Linked DNA regions of Homo sapiens: region 1 is linked to region 2. A link is a contact called in ENCODE Hi-C data. All regions are on one chromosome and are shown on one strand. Each heading gives the region's core, a stretch centred on a gene start or an enhancer-like site at or near the end of the contact. The rest is flanking DNA. Distances are from core to core; before and after follow the strand shown.

Region 1 (6,711 bases), core at 4,088-6,587, 240 kb after region 2:
TTTCTTTTAAGATTGATGCAAACTCATTTGGTGGCAAAACCTGATCTGTTGTGAGGCAATTTATACTCCATGTTTTGCTGCAGAAATACTCATCTGTGATTACAATTGTTGCTCCAGATGCTGCTTGTGTAACCAAATATACATATTCCTAAAATATAAAATATTTTGAATTCTGTAAAAACATCTGACACTAAGGATTCTGGAGAAGGAATCATGGTCCAATAAATTAACCAACAATTCTGACATAGCCTACATTGCATCAGGAAAAGATAGGTGGATGTCATAATCTCGAATATTGTCCCTGTTTATTTTGCGATTTGCTTCTTTAACGCATTCACTTGCTTCATTCACTGTGTCCTTTGAGGAGGGGAAGGTGAGCAGAAGAGAGGCAAAAAGCAAAGTACATGGAGTATGTGTTCGAAGGTTCTACTTTGTCACATTGTTTTCCTTCTGGTAGGTTGTGAAGTTGGTATTTTAGTAAAGAGAAACAATGTTAGAACTATTTAAGAAGAAATTAGTTAAACTCAGATTTGAAGCTGTAAAACTGATTCTAAAATGTATGTTGAGCAATTTCTTGTTGTTTTAAGAAGTTGGAGACATAAAAGCTATCATGTGACAGAACCAAAGTTTTCTTGGGAAAGGTGACTTTTTTGGGGGACTATTAACCTTTCTGTACAGTGGTTCTGTTTCAGTTCAGAGTTTTATATTGGTTCAGAGTTTTGTTTCCATTCAGAAGTTTCCCTTTTTTTTACTATTCAGAGAAAGGAGCTAACAGCTACCTTCTAAAAGAATCTCTAGGCAGCTTTCTCTGATAATTAAACCAGAGGCAGGCCCAGTTTTTACGAGAGCATTAGCTACAGATCTTATGAAGTCTTTCCAAGTCCTGAGAAGCCAAAGAAGCTTAAGGCTTTTCACACCAGATCTTTAGAGGCACTGATTCTCTACTGTGGCTTCATGCTGGAATCACCCAGGATCTTTAAGAAAATACTGATGCAACCCCAGAGACCAGGATTTAATTGGTATGAGGCATGGCCTGGTTACTGGAATTTTTGAAGGCTCTCTGGATGATTGTAATGTAGAGCCAATATTGAGAACCACTGTGTCAGAGGTTCTGCAGGCCCAGCTGTATCCAGATCAAGTGCTGACTCCACATCCGGATCACCTGATATGACTGATGTAGTACAAGTCCTGGGGCCCAAGCCCAGGCCTTCTGGATCAGAATGTCTTGGTGTGAAACCCAGATATCTTCTCTTTTTGCAAGTGCCACAAGCAATGGATTGTCTTTTATGCCAGTCTGAGTACCACTGCCTAAAGGTGAAGAAAGTGATTAATGAAGTAAGCATTATCAGGGATGTAAAATCAATTCCTTCTTTAAGATGCTGTCCTTTCACTGGCAAAAGAGTATTGCTTAAAAAATCAGTTAACTGGAATAATTCCAAAAAATAAATCTTTGAATTCAAGCCTTTTGACATTAACTGCACATTATATGTCATGCTTAGAGTTACACAATGCATAAAAGTGTTAAGAAGACCTTCAGAAAATACCTGTTTATTTCACTTGTTTTTTTTTTTTTTTTTTGAGACGGAATCTTGCTCTGTCGCCCAGGCTGTAGTGCGGTAGTGAGATTTCAGATCACTGTAACCTCCGCCTCCCGGGTTCAAGCAATTCTCCTGCCTCAGCCTCCTGAGTAACTGGCGTTACAGGTACACACCACCACACCCAGCTAATTGTTTGTTTCACTTTAACTCAATGTTTCCCAAACGTATTGACATGAAATTTCATGGAAGTCTATGAATACTAATGTGTTTATGGTATTTGGTGGATATGGGTATCCATGCACTTTGTCTTCTAAGTTTGTTAACCTCCTCAACTATAATAACCTTCCTCTCTACCACACTTTTATCCCTTATTCATAGCTATATTCTCAACCAGTAATCATGTTTGAAATGTAAAATCCCAACTTAACTCCTGTCTTACCTCCCTCACACAACAAGGTTTCTTTGGCCATGAGGAAATTTCCTGACTACTAATTTATCCATCTGTTCCAGTCTATCATGCTCCTTATGAATTCCGCTTCTTTTTCACTCCTTCTGGACCCTACAGTTGATCATAAGATCAATCTTTAACAGCATCCTCAAGTTTCTTGCCCTCGTGCCCTTATCTTGCCTGCTAAACAAAACCGTTGCGTGAGCTGGATTCTCCAGCTGGACCATTCTTCTCTCTTGTCCTCACTTGGCTCATGGTCCTGAAGATCTCCCCTAAGATGACGTTTCAAGCATTGCTAAGTTCAGACAGGTCTCCCTTTATGTGTTCCTCCAGTATAGCCATCATCATCTTCTGTATATGGTTACAAAATTCTCTCTCTCCCCACGAGACATATCATAGTGCTCTGTATTTAATATTTGTTACATTTCATATATTACGAATCTGATTATAAATAAAATTTCACTATCATAACAGCTGATGATAAGGTAACTCAACAGTAAATTGTATCCATGCCTTGTTTTATATACTAATACTTTAACCTATAAAATTGGCTTCTTCTTAGTTATTTCATTTTCCTTTAACTTTTTAAAATGCTTTAGATTTACTAAATAAGCAACCTAACACTACTTGACAGAGAAGAATCGGAGGATGTGGATAATGGACCAAGTGCATGATAAATTCTTGTAGAACCAGGAGTTGATTAAAACTCCTCATTTAAAAACTTGCTTATTTTCACAAAGAGGCACCACTGATAAAAATCTGAATGAGCTACATCAAGATTCATTTCAGAACCATTCAAAATCATAAGGGCCATTAGAAATGACACAGATAACTTGAAAAATGTTTTATAAAGGTAAATATATGTTTACCATACAACCTGGCAATCTCACTGCTAGGTATTTATCTAAAAGAAATAAAATATGTGTACTCCCAAAAAACTGTATATGAATGTTTGTATCAGCTTTATTCATAATTGCCAAAAAATGGAAATAACCCAACCTTCAATTGGCAAATGGATAAACAAACTGTGGTGCATCCATACAACAGGATACTACTCAGCAATTAAATGGGAAAAACACAGACTACAGATGCATGTAACAAATAAGTCAGACTCAAAAACTCAAAATGCATGAGTCCACTTATATAATATCCTGAGAATGGCAAAACGCGAGGAACCAAGACAAATCAGTGGTTTCTCGAAGTTGGAGATTGAAGGAGGGATGACTACAAAGGGGAAGGCTGAAACATTTGGGACTCACAGAAACATTCTCTGACTTGATTATGGTGATAATTTCATGAAAGTATGCATTCATCAAAACTCATAAAGCTATACGCCAAGGAAGGATGTATCAGGATGCAAATTATGCTTTAATAAATCCAAATTAAAAAAAATTAGGCCCACCAGACATAACATGAAGTCTAAAGGCCAAGACATGTCTAAAATTTGGTGTGTCAGTTATTGAATTATTGTTTTATCATCTGGTTGTTTCAGTACGAAAGAAAAATACAAAATAAGTTTATTGAAAAATATTCAAAAATATAAATTGAAATGAGAACTTTATTTATTTTTTGCCTATAAGATTGTAAAAGTTATGAAGAACAATGTTCTCCATTGTTGCAGAGAACATACAGATATGAATTCAACCAAAAGCCTTAAAAGTGTTCATGCTCTGTTTCTGCACTTCTATGTCTATGAATTTATCTTAAATTATTAATTGAGCTTACAAAAATATATATTTAAGGAACATTTACCTTAGTATTACTTATAATTGTGGAAAATTGGAAGTGGAAGCAATAATCTATGTCTAACAAATATAATGGTTAGAGAATTTATATGGATTATAACTTTTAATAATATAATCTTATAATATCATGCAGCACAGTGATTATGATTTGGAGCTCTAAAGTGACAAATATGGAACATATTTCTTTGAAAATGGAAATTAAGGATTCATATTCTTGTTTCAGAACACAGACCAGTTGTATGACCTTGGATGTATTACTTAACCTATGTCCCTTTCTCCTTAAAATGGAAATAAGACACACTCAAATGACTTCACATATTTTATATGTGAAGTTCTCTGCATAATTCCAAGCACATATTAAGCTATAATTGAAGATTAGCTTTTAATAGTATGCCTGATATGACTGTTATATTTATGGATCTGAAATCATATCTATGATGCATTGTTATGTGAATAAAGGCAATAAAATATACAGGGAAATTCTGTGTTCAACACAAACTCATACACACGTTCATTGGGTCTTGAAGGTTATTTTAAGAATGTTTCCTGTGATTATTGTGATGACCCCATAGATACTTCCTATTCGTTTTTTGTTTTGCTTATTCAGATTTTCAGATCATAAATATATGCAAATTATTTACTGATTTCTTCTTTAATCAAAACTATGAAAAATAAACTGCTTGTTTCATAAAACTGTGAATTGAGTCATTGCTTATTTACCTAGTTTTAGTCAAATAAAATTTAATATTTTTTCAACAAAATGTTTTCACAGAACTGCGATCCTCTGATTGATTTTGAAGGCCCTCCATAGTGTCTCCAGGATGGTCTCCAATAAGGAAATAGACCTGAAAAAAGAGGGAGATGAACGGCTGGGATCAGGTTCCCATCCATGTGTAACTAATTATGTGTGCACTGGAAATGATTTTTAAATCTATCATTGATTATTCTCTCCTTAACTAATGACTGAATGAATCATATAATTTAAAGATACAGTCATCAATTCTATATTTATTCACATAAATCAGATGAGAAAGCTTCTAGTCTATATTCCAAAGTAATTTAATGAAAGATGCTTTTATAAAAGGCCTGTTAGATAACTGAAGGGAAAAGCTGTCTTTTATTTTTCATGTAGTATGTAATAATTCATAAATAGTGTGGAAAAATTGATTCTGAGTATACTGGAGTACAAATAGGAAAATGACATATGGCAAAATAATAACAGAATGTGCCAGTATTTTCAACCTAAAATGTTGATGCCTGTTGGAAATTTTTAAGCTTCCACTTTCAATTTCCTTTTTTTAAACAAAATTAAATTTTACAAATGAGAACACAGTATAGCATGTAAATATTGACTTACTTCAAATATTTTTAATAAATGCTCAAAGCCTAGATTAAGAAAAATGCCTAAATATGAACATATTTAGTTCCACTAACTATTCCAATATCTAATCACTAATAAGATTGTTTTGACAAGGTCCTATATAACATTTATATTACAGTTCAGCAGCTCTGTAAAACAAAGATTTGCATTATAGAAAATCAACTGAATCTTAAATAGATTGCCAGAGTTACTCACGCACAGCATTCTGAAACCTCAAAGGAATTTATCACAGGGAACACAGTAATGTATAATCATATTTGTCTTGGCAAGAAACCACAGGATTGTTTTGCTATTGCTATGACACTAATATATGCAACATTTTATACTACAGTATTTCCTGCATTTGTGCGATGTATGAAATAGACAATATCTGTATAAACTTTTAAATCCATGAAGTCTTTGTATGGGAGTATCCTAGTGTGAAATTAAAAAAAAAAATCCCATTAAAGAAATGATTGTTGCGGGAGGGAACTAACTTGTGTGAAGCACCTACTATGTGCCGAGAAGTTTATCTGTGATGTGTTAATTCCAACAATTATCCTACAGGGAAACCATCATTGTATCAATTCTTCAGATAAGGAGAGAAGTGATTTGTCTAACTCCACTTCATTATTATGCAGCTGAACCAGGCTTCAAACCTAGCTGCAAAATCCAAGCTCTCTGTCCACCCATCACTCTGACTACATTCCAGTTCACATTTCACCATGACCACTGTAATCTTATAAAATCTACAAAAGAGTCAATCAATGTAAAGTTCAATTCCTTGGGTCACCATGAGCTCTTTCAGAACATTCCTATCCATATAATTTTTTTGGCAGTTGCCATGGGAATTAAACATGGTAATTTTCATCTGTAATAGTACATCCTCATTATAATATTTCTAGATTTTGGAGCTATCGTCACTTCTTATCACTTTCACTCAGCTGATGTTTCTGTTAAAAGGGGTGTGCTTTTACATGATGAGCTTCATTGGGTAGTATAGGTTGGTGAAAAGCCCCTTATCCTAAGTATAAAACTGAATCTTGTAAACTATTCCTATCATTACTTTCCCTTTTTTTTTTTTTTTTTTTGGCAAGAGAGAATTCCCTTTGGTTCAATTGATTAGGAGCACATCAACCTAAGAAAAAATAATGCCTGGGTTTAGATGGAAAAAATCATTTCCTCAAAAAGCATTTTCAAATTAGCCAGGAGTGGTTATTGTGGCCTGCTGTACCTGCCTTAATAAAACTATATGGATATTAATTTCCCTTAGATCTACTGGAAATATCCCATTTTCTATCAAATCCTATTCATCCTTATATTTATTTTTAAATATTTTTGTTCTTTTACCAGATAAAGCCTTTTTCTCTATATTTTCTATATGGCATCAGTTAAAATGGATAATTCATATATTATCTCCATGTGCTGACCTATGCCAGTCTCATAGACCCAGCACTGGCCCTTGGAGTGAGAATAAGCACAGGCAGGAGAGAGAGAAGGACGACAGAGCTCAGTGCTTTGCTGTTGGGGTGACTGCAGTCTGACCTATGAGGATCATCTGGAAGGACTGCCAATGCACACCTTATCTGTTAATTACAAAGGAGAGGTATCCGTGAAGAA
Region 2 (7,112 bases), core at 4,019-6,518:
CAGCCTCCCTAGTAGCTGAGACTACGGGCATGCACACCACCACCAACAGCTAATTTAAAAAAAGTTTTTTTTTTTTTTTTTTTTTTTTGAAGCAATGGGGTCTCCTTATGTTGCCCAGGCTGGTCTCGAATTCCTGGCCTCAAGTTACTCAAGTTATCCTTCTGCTTCAACCTCCCAAAGTGCTAGGATTACAGGCATGAGCCACCATATTTGGCCTCTTTTCTATTTTTAAAGACAACATTATGTAACATTCTTTTCAGTGAGGAGTAAATTATTTCCCACTTATTACTTACCTTGGGTAAATTACTAAACTTCTCTGTTCATCAGTCTCCTCATCTGTAAAATGGGGATGGTAATAATAGCGTCTACATCCTAAGGTGTTTGTGAAGATTAAATGAGTGCCCATGCATAAAGCACTTATAAGAGTGTCTGACTCAAGTAGACATTCACTACCTTTCACTGTTTTTTTTTTGTTTTGTTTTGTTTTTTGTTTTTTTGAGACAGAGTCTCGCTCTGTTGCCCAGGCTGGAGTGCAGTGGCGCGATATCGGCTCACTGCAAGCTCCGCCTCCCGGGTTCACACCATTCTCCTGCCTCAGCCTCCTGAGTAACTGGGACTACAGGCGCCCACCACCACGCCTGGCTAATTTTTTCTTTCTTTTTCTTTTTTTTTTTAGTTGAGACAGGGTTTCACCGTGTTAGCCAGGATGGTCTCGATCTCCTGACCTCGTGATCTGCCAGCCTCAGCCTCCCAAAGTGCTGGGATTACAGGCGTGAGCCACCACGCTTGGCCTACCTTTCACTGTTAATATTACTGATGAGCCTGTAGAGAATAAGGATACTCTGTGGGGCCTGTGACAAGTTCTGAAAGAAAATCAAAAAGACTAATGTTTTAGAGCAAAATGTGCTCTCTCTGATAGATTTAAGAAACCAGCCATTGGCTTGTTACCAGGTTTTGGCGAAGATGAGTGCGTTAGTCTGTTTTGTATTGCTATGAAGGAATACCTGAGGCTGGGTAATTTATAAAGAAGAGAGATTAATTTAGCTCACAGTTCTGAAGCCTGTACAAGCATGGCATCAGCATTTTCTTGGCTTCTGCTGAGGCCTCAGGAAGCTTACACTCATGGCAGAAGGCAAAGGGGGCACAGACAGGCATGTCATAGGACAAGAGAGGGAGTGAGCGAGAGAGAGAGATTCAGAAAAAGAGTCAGAGTGAGAGAGAGAGAGATAGGTGCTATGCTCTTTTTTTTTAAACAATCATTTCTTGTGTGAACTAATAGAGCAAGAACTCACTCACTACCACAGGGAGGGCACCAAGCCATTCATGAGAGATCCTCCCCCATGACCCAAACATCTCCCATTAGGCCCCACCTCCAACATTTGGGATCACACTTCAACATAACTTTAGGAGGGGACAAATAGCCAAACAATATCAACTAGATACATAAGCATGTGACATCAGGTGACTATGTGATCCAAGCAGCTCCTCATGAAATGGGTGCTATAATGAAAAAAATCCTAAAATTGATCCAGCCTTACTTCAGCAAGCCATGCTCATGTGGAAATGTAATATTTGAAAGTGGTCCTATAAGCATACATTGCATGAGCATTTGGCTTTTACTCTCAGCAGGTCTACCCCTATGATCTCATAGGGAGTTTTATCTGAACAGTTAACTAAGGGGTAAAAACTCCAAAGTTGGTTTACAGATGGATCTTTATCATTTGCGGGAATCAGTTAGTAGTTATTGCAGTGCAAAAGGGCAGTGGACAAGGGAAATCCTCCTCTTGGTATACAACAGTGCCCACTATGCTTCAAAGGGCAGTTAGAATGAGGCTTCTATGCTCTTTCCAGGACAAAGGCTAGAGGTTTGACTTGATGAGACTTAGAAGAAACAAGGTAGGATCTCGGGGTCAAGAAGGTTTGAGAAAATGTATGTAGGTGACTTTCTTGGAATGGCCCCAGAATAAAAGCATATTTGTATGTAGCCCACAACAATGCTCTCCAAAAAAGCCTTTTCATTTGATGAATTTATGTCATCAGAAATAAGTTTGAAAATAATGCTTATTCTCCTGTGGATGTTAATCTTACTGCTTTTCTAGAAACTCCAGTGCTTGTTCTATGGCTTCACATACCATGTGGCCATGGTGGCAGGGATTTATGCTATGCATTGGCTCAAAAATAAGGATTTCCTCTCACTAAAGGATAATTGGCTGCTTCCATTGCTCAGCACTCAGCTTGCCACAGCAACTATGCAGGACCCTTACCCTGCCACACTGGAGGATGCCATGATTTGTCTTTAGTGGAAAAGTCAAATTGGCTTTGCTTTTTCTGCTCATCAGATTTCCCTCAACACGCTCGTCCATGAACTTATTGACTGGTCTATTCCTCAGTAGATTTTGCACATTATATTTTTTTCTAACTAGTTAAATCACTTTCTAGCAAAAGAAGTAAAGCCTTTGGGCAATGCCCATGGGGTAACTTGTCTCATCACAAAACCCATTACTAGAAACAGCAGACTTCATAGATGGTGGAATTGAATATTAAAGATCCAGTTATGGTCTGAAGAGATCCCATCTGGAAAGTATAAGGGAGAGAAAGCTTTTTGACAAGATGTATATTCATGAAACCATAAATTAATGTATGATATTATTTCTCTTAAACAGGACAGGAGTGGGTAGGGCTGCTCTTAATATTATACTTGCACTCCAAGTTTTGGACTATGCTGGTTTAAAGGCTTTAGTACCCAAGTAAGAATTCTTCCATTAAAAAACCTAGTGATAGGCTGGGCACGGTGGCTTAAGCCTGTAATCCCAGCACTTTGGGAGGCCGAGGCGGGTGGATCATGCAGTCAAGAGATCGAGACCATTCTGGCCAACATGGTGAAACCCTGTCTCTACTAAAAATACAAAAAATTAGCTGGGCGTGGTGGCGCACGCCTGTAGTCCCACCTACTCAGGAGGCTGAGGCAGGAGAATCGCTTGAACCCGGGAGGCGGAGGTTGCAGTGAGCAGAGATCACGCCACTGCACTCTAGCCTCGGCGAGGGAGTGAGACTCTGTCTCAAAAACAAACAAACAAACAAACAAAAAAACCCAGTGATAGTCCCACTTAATAGGAAGCTGAGACTACAGGAGGAATAGACATACTGCTTTGGAGTTGTACTAATAATGAGTAGGTTTGGGATTATCTCCCTTTGAGGGGCTGTGAACTGCATGCTCAGGTGCTCAAAGCATGGAGGTAGGGGGAGTATGTGAAGAAAGGTAATATTAATTGGACAGCCAAAGGGGCAAATTATAGTCACGTTTTCCCTACTCTTCTTCCTCATCCTACCCCTCTTCCTATTTTTCTTGTTTTTGGTTGACAAGCATCAATATGGCCTTTCTATGTTTAGAAAATTCTCTGCCTTAGGAATTTCCATGAAACTTGGCCAGATTGGCCAAGCACACATACTCTCCAGGGTTTTAATACTAGAAAAATCAACACAGAGAAACAGGGTGATGGAGACATTTTTGTGGCAGTAATAGCAGGGAAGTTCTCAGAGGTAGCTGTGGTACTGCTGCCAGGGAAAGCAACTGGAGTCCAGTAACATCAGTGTTAATGACAATATTGACACTGGTGAAGATGGTGTGGCAACCAGTATCAGGCAATGGTAGCAGCAATGTCTGTACCACTGGTTCTGTGGCCTTGCTTTTGGCTATAATCCAAGCTGTGCAGCCTTGCTTTATTCTGCCCATTTTCTGAGCCCATTCTCTATGGTTTCTAGCAATTCTGTGAGTTACAGCATTATTAAGAATTTCCTGGTTCAGATTGCAATTAGAAAACCTTGAATCTTCCTTACTAGTCAGAATAAGCTTATCAAGGAAAAAATAAAGTCTTTTAATAACTTATATTATTTACAGAAATTAGCAGAGAGCATTTTGAGAGTACATCTGATACTGTGGTTAATACATATCAGGATCCTCAACCTGAAAATGTTATCATTTACTAAGGAATGGAAAACTTGTACATGAAACAAATACAATCTGCAAGATGGAATAAAATTAAATGCTAAATTGAGAACAGACTGTCATTTAGAAAGTCTTTCTGAAAGAGATGGGACTATATTTAATTTCTGAAGGATGGGCAGGAGATGGCATTTAAAGTACAGAAATCATCAAGCACAGAAACAAATGTGGATACTCATGGGGCAGTGACCAACCTGACTGAAGGGTGGGTGCACGTCTGAAATCAATGGGAATACATTTGAATGATTAGGAGATAATATATTATTAAGGCCTTGCCTCTAATCAGAAATAAAGATATTCTCTATTTCCCCAAATAAGGAATTCTTACATAGAGCTTAATGTATTTAAAAATTTTTAAATGGGCCTACAGAAAAGAGGTGGGGCTGACGGAAGTAAATAAAACCTGAAGATAAATTAAAGAATATATCAACGTGGGCAAAATTTTCCATTAGTTTTGGAACTTAGTTTTGTTTTTGAATAATAAGCAGTTAAATAATTAAAGCTTTGCCTTGGCAATGCAAGGACTGAAGATTATTTCTCGGTGGCAATTTTCCAGACTTGCTAGTTGTCCTTGGGTCTTGGTAACATTCTGCTCATTAACTTCAGGAAGACGTCCAGGAGTAAAGATGCATTTGAAAGTGGCTGAAAATAGTTTGTAAAGCTCAGCTTTCCTGGCTCGACAGTGAAATGACCGCACAGGCCAGTCACTGGGTCAAAAATCAATTAACAAAACGGGAAGTTTTCATGTCTTTATTTTTACATTAGCTCGAAAATCACAACCAAGAAGAAAGGCAACCACTGAATACAGGAAATACAGTATTGTTATTGCTGTTTTTTTTTTTTCTCTTGGCAAGGCTGGGTCGGGTGCCTTCCAGCCTCGCTGTGGATCCCGCGAAGTGGACGGTTCGCTTCGTGGCTTCTTCCCAGACCCCGCCACTGCGGAAACCGTCACTCGGTGGCCCCCGACTGGGTCAATGCGAGGACGCCCACCTCCTACCTTTGAGTCTCTCCTCTTCTCCAGGGTACAGCCAACCCTTTCTCCAACGTAGCCGGAGTCCGAGAGTCCCAGTTCCGCCCCTCCAGCCCGCCCCAGGCCAGGTGGGGATGCGCCCGGCCCGGGCCAGCGCTGGTCCCGGCAGTTCCGCGTCTGCGCAGCGGGCGAGGGGCTGGAGCGGGGCCGGCCGGGGAGGTGCAGGAGACGTGGGAGCCAATGGGCACGCTCGGGGGAGCCGGGCTGGCGGCGGCGGTGGCGGCCGGCTGGGCGCGCACTCTCGGGATGGAGGGCGAGCGCCGGGCATCGCAGGCGCCCTCCTCGGGCCTCCCGGCCGGGGGCGCCAACGGGGAGAGCCCGGGGGGCGGCGCCCCCTTTCCGGGCAGCAGTGGCTCTTCCGCCCTGCTGCAGGCGGAGGTGCTGGATCTGGACGAGGACGAGGACGACCTGGAGGTGTTCAGCAAGGTGAGGGCGGCGGCGGCGAGTCCCGGGAAACTTCCAAGGCAACTCCGGGCGTTGCCAGCATTGCGCCGACGGCTGCCTCTGGCGCGCTTGCCCTCCCGGGGCGGTGGCTCTGAGCTGGGGACGAGTGAGGTCCCCCGGGCTGCTGGACCCCGCCTGCCAGCTCTGGCCGCACCCGGGGCCGCGTCGCCTCGGGGCCTCAAACCGCAGCCGCTCCCTCCTCCGCACTTTGACCTTCCGTTCGGCGGGGCTGTGGCTTAGTGGAGTCTGCAAAGTTGTGATTTGTTTTCCCTTTCTGCTTCTCTGACACAGACATCTTCCTCGCGGCAGCTCCCGAACCTGGGAGGCTGGTGGCTCAAAACCGCTCCCGCCAGCTGCTTTTCGGGCGAGGCCAGCCCTGAACTCTGGGAGAGCAGCCAAGTTTAGAGAAATTATTCTTAATTTAGTGTTGTTGCTTGTGGATTTGAGACTTGGGTGAGTCTCGGGTCTTGTGGGAATAGGTTCTAGGAAATCTCCCTGAACAGGAGAAAACGGTTGTTTCTAACAGGAAGCTCCTCCGCTGAGGAGCTAAGGATTTTTCAGATGGTCAGCTACTGCCACCCAACCCACAGCCAGTGCTTTCGTTTTTCCTTGCCCCCGGGAAATTTAGGACCAAAGGCTCTTATTTGCTTATTTTACTGTTGGAGGGAAATTGACTTGTGGGGGCTAGTGGTAGACTTTTGGTACGTGTAGACTGGTGTTTGTAATTTCTTAAAGGGTTTTAGAAAAGAAAAATACCTTTCTTGCAGGGAGGTTGAATGTCACTCCAGTTTCTCAAGTTGCTGCTGAGAGAAGACCTGAGTTCAGATCACAACGCTGTATTCATTACTAAGAAGCCTGTTCATTTTAACGTTACCTGGAGATATTAGGTAAAGCAAACGACCTACTTAACCACCGCATTTACTCTGGGAGAGCAAACCAAAGTTAGGAAGTGACCATGCATACTCTGACTCCAAAGAGGAGTATATAAAACTTATTTCTACTTCGGTTTAAATGGAATGATAGGCCCAGGTTTGTATTCCGAATATTTAAACAGACTATCACAGTTTTGTGCTCTTGACTTTTCTGTTAAGTAGTAAAACAATGGAATTATTTTATGTTTAGTTGTAAACTCTGCCTTTTTATATTCCACACATACTTCATGTTCAGATCAACGACAGTTGGCCAGTTGGTTATTTACTTTCTTTCCTTCTTTACATTGCTGTTTGGATAAGGAATATTAGTCTATGGTTATGCATTGTGAAACTTTGGGATGGGATGTTGGAAATAGCAATGGTGTATCAGAATCATCAGGGTTTCTTTCTGGTTTTTTTTTTTTTTTTTTTTTTTTTTTTTTTTTTTTTTTGTCGGGGCTGGACCCATCTGGCCTCAAGGGATTCTACCACCTCCAGCACCCAAAGGGTTTGGGATTACAGGCTTGAGCCACAGTGACTCGGATTGTTTTAAACTTGTCAAGTGGTTTCTCTTTCCCCAGATTCTAGGTGTTCTAGCTGACTCTTAAGAATCAATGTTTAAATGAGGTCCTCTTGTCAGAGGCAGATCCAAGGTGAAGCTAATGAAATTGAAGCTTCAGCGCTATTCGTTTGCTTAGACCTCTGGGCGTGTTGGGGGTTGCTG

What was found. A loop is a pair of places that touch in the nucleus more often than their neighbours do.
Region 1: a loop to region 2 is called in a map of endothelial cell of umbilical vein, with 2.0 times the contacts of the local background. The contact joins the enhancer-like site here to the promoter of SNX7 in region 2. A Hi-C loop is called at or near these places in 2 of 168 maps with a recorded cell type or tissue (breast epithelium and endothelial cell of umbilical vein).

Annotation. Positions count from the first base shown.
Region 1 is chr1:98,898,099-98,904,809 of GRCh38, forward strand. All of the region lies in intron 5 of PLPPR5 (phospholipid phosphatase related 5), which reads right to left. Among named protein-coding and RNA genes, the nearest start is that of PLPPR5-AS1, 100 kb to the right of the region's middle. Within about 2 kb of position 5,338, at least 2 of the 41 ENCODE cell types and tissues checked have a DNase peak (open chromatin) inside an H3K27ac peak, as active enhancers do; they include endothelial cell of umbilical vein, where a contact is called at or near this core.
Region 2 is chr1:98,656,453-98,663,564 of GRCh38, forward strand. SNX7 (sorting nexin 7) reads left to right here and starts at 5,269. Exons shown (of 9, transcript NM_015976.5): 1 at 5,269-5,459. The coding sequence starts at 5,280. SNX7-DT (SNX7 divergent transcript) reads right to left here and starts at 4,320. Exons shown (of 1, transcript NR_189290.1): 1 at 3,855-4,320. RefSeq lists silencers at 5,071-5,210, 5,231-5,350, 5,581-5,650.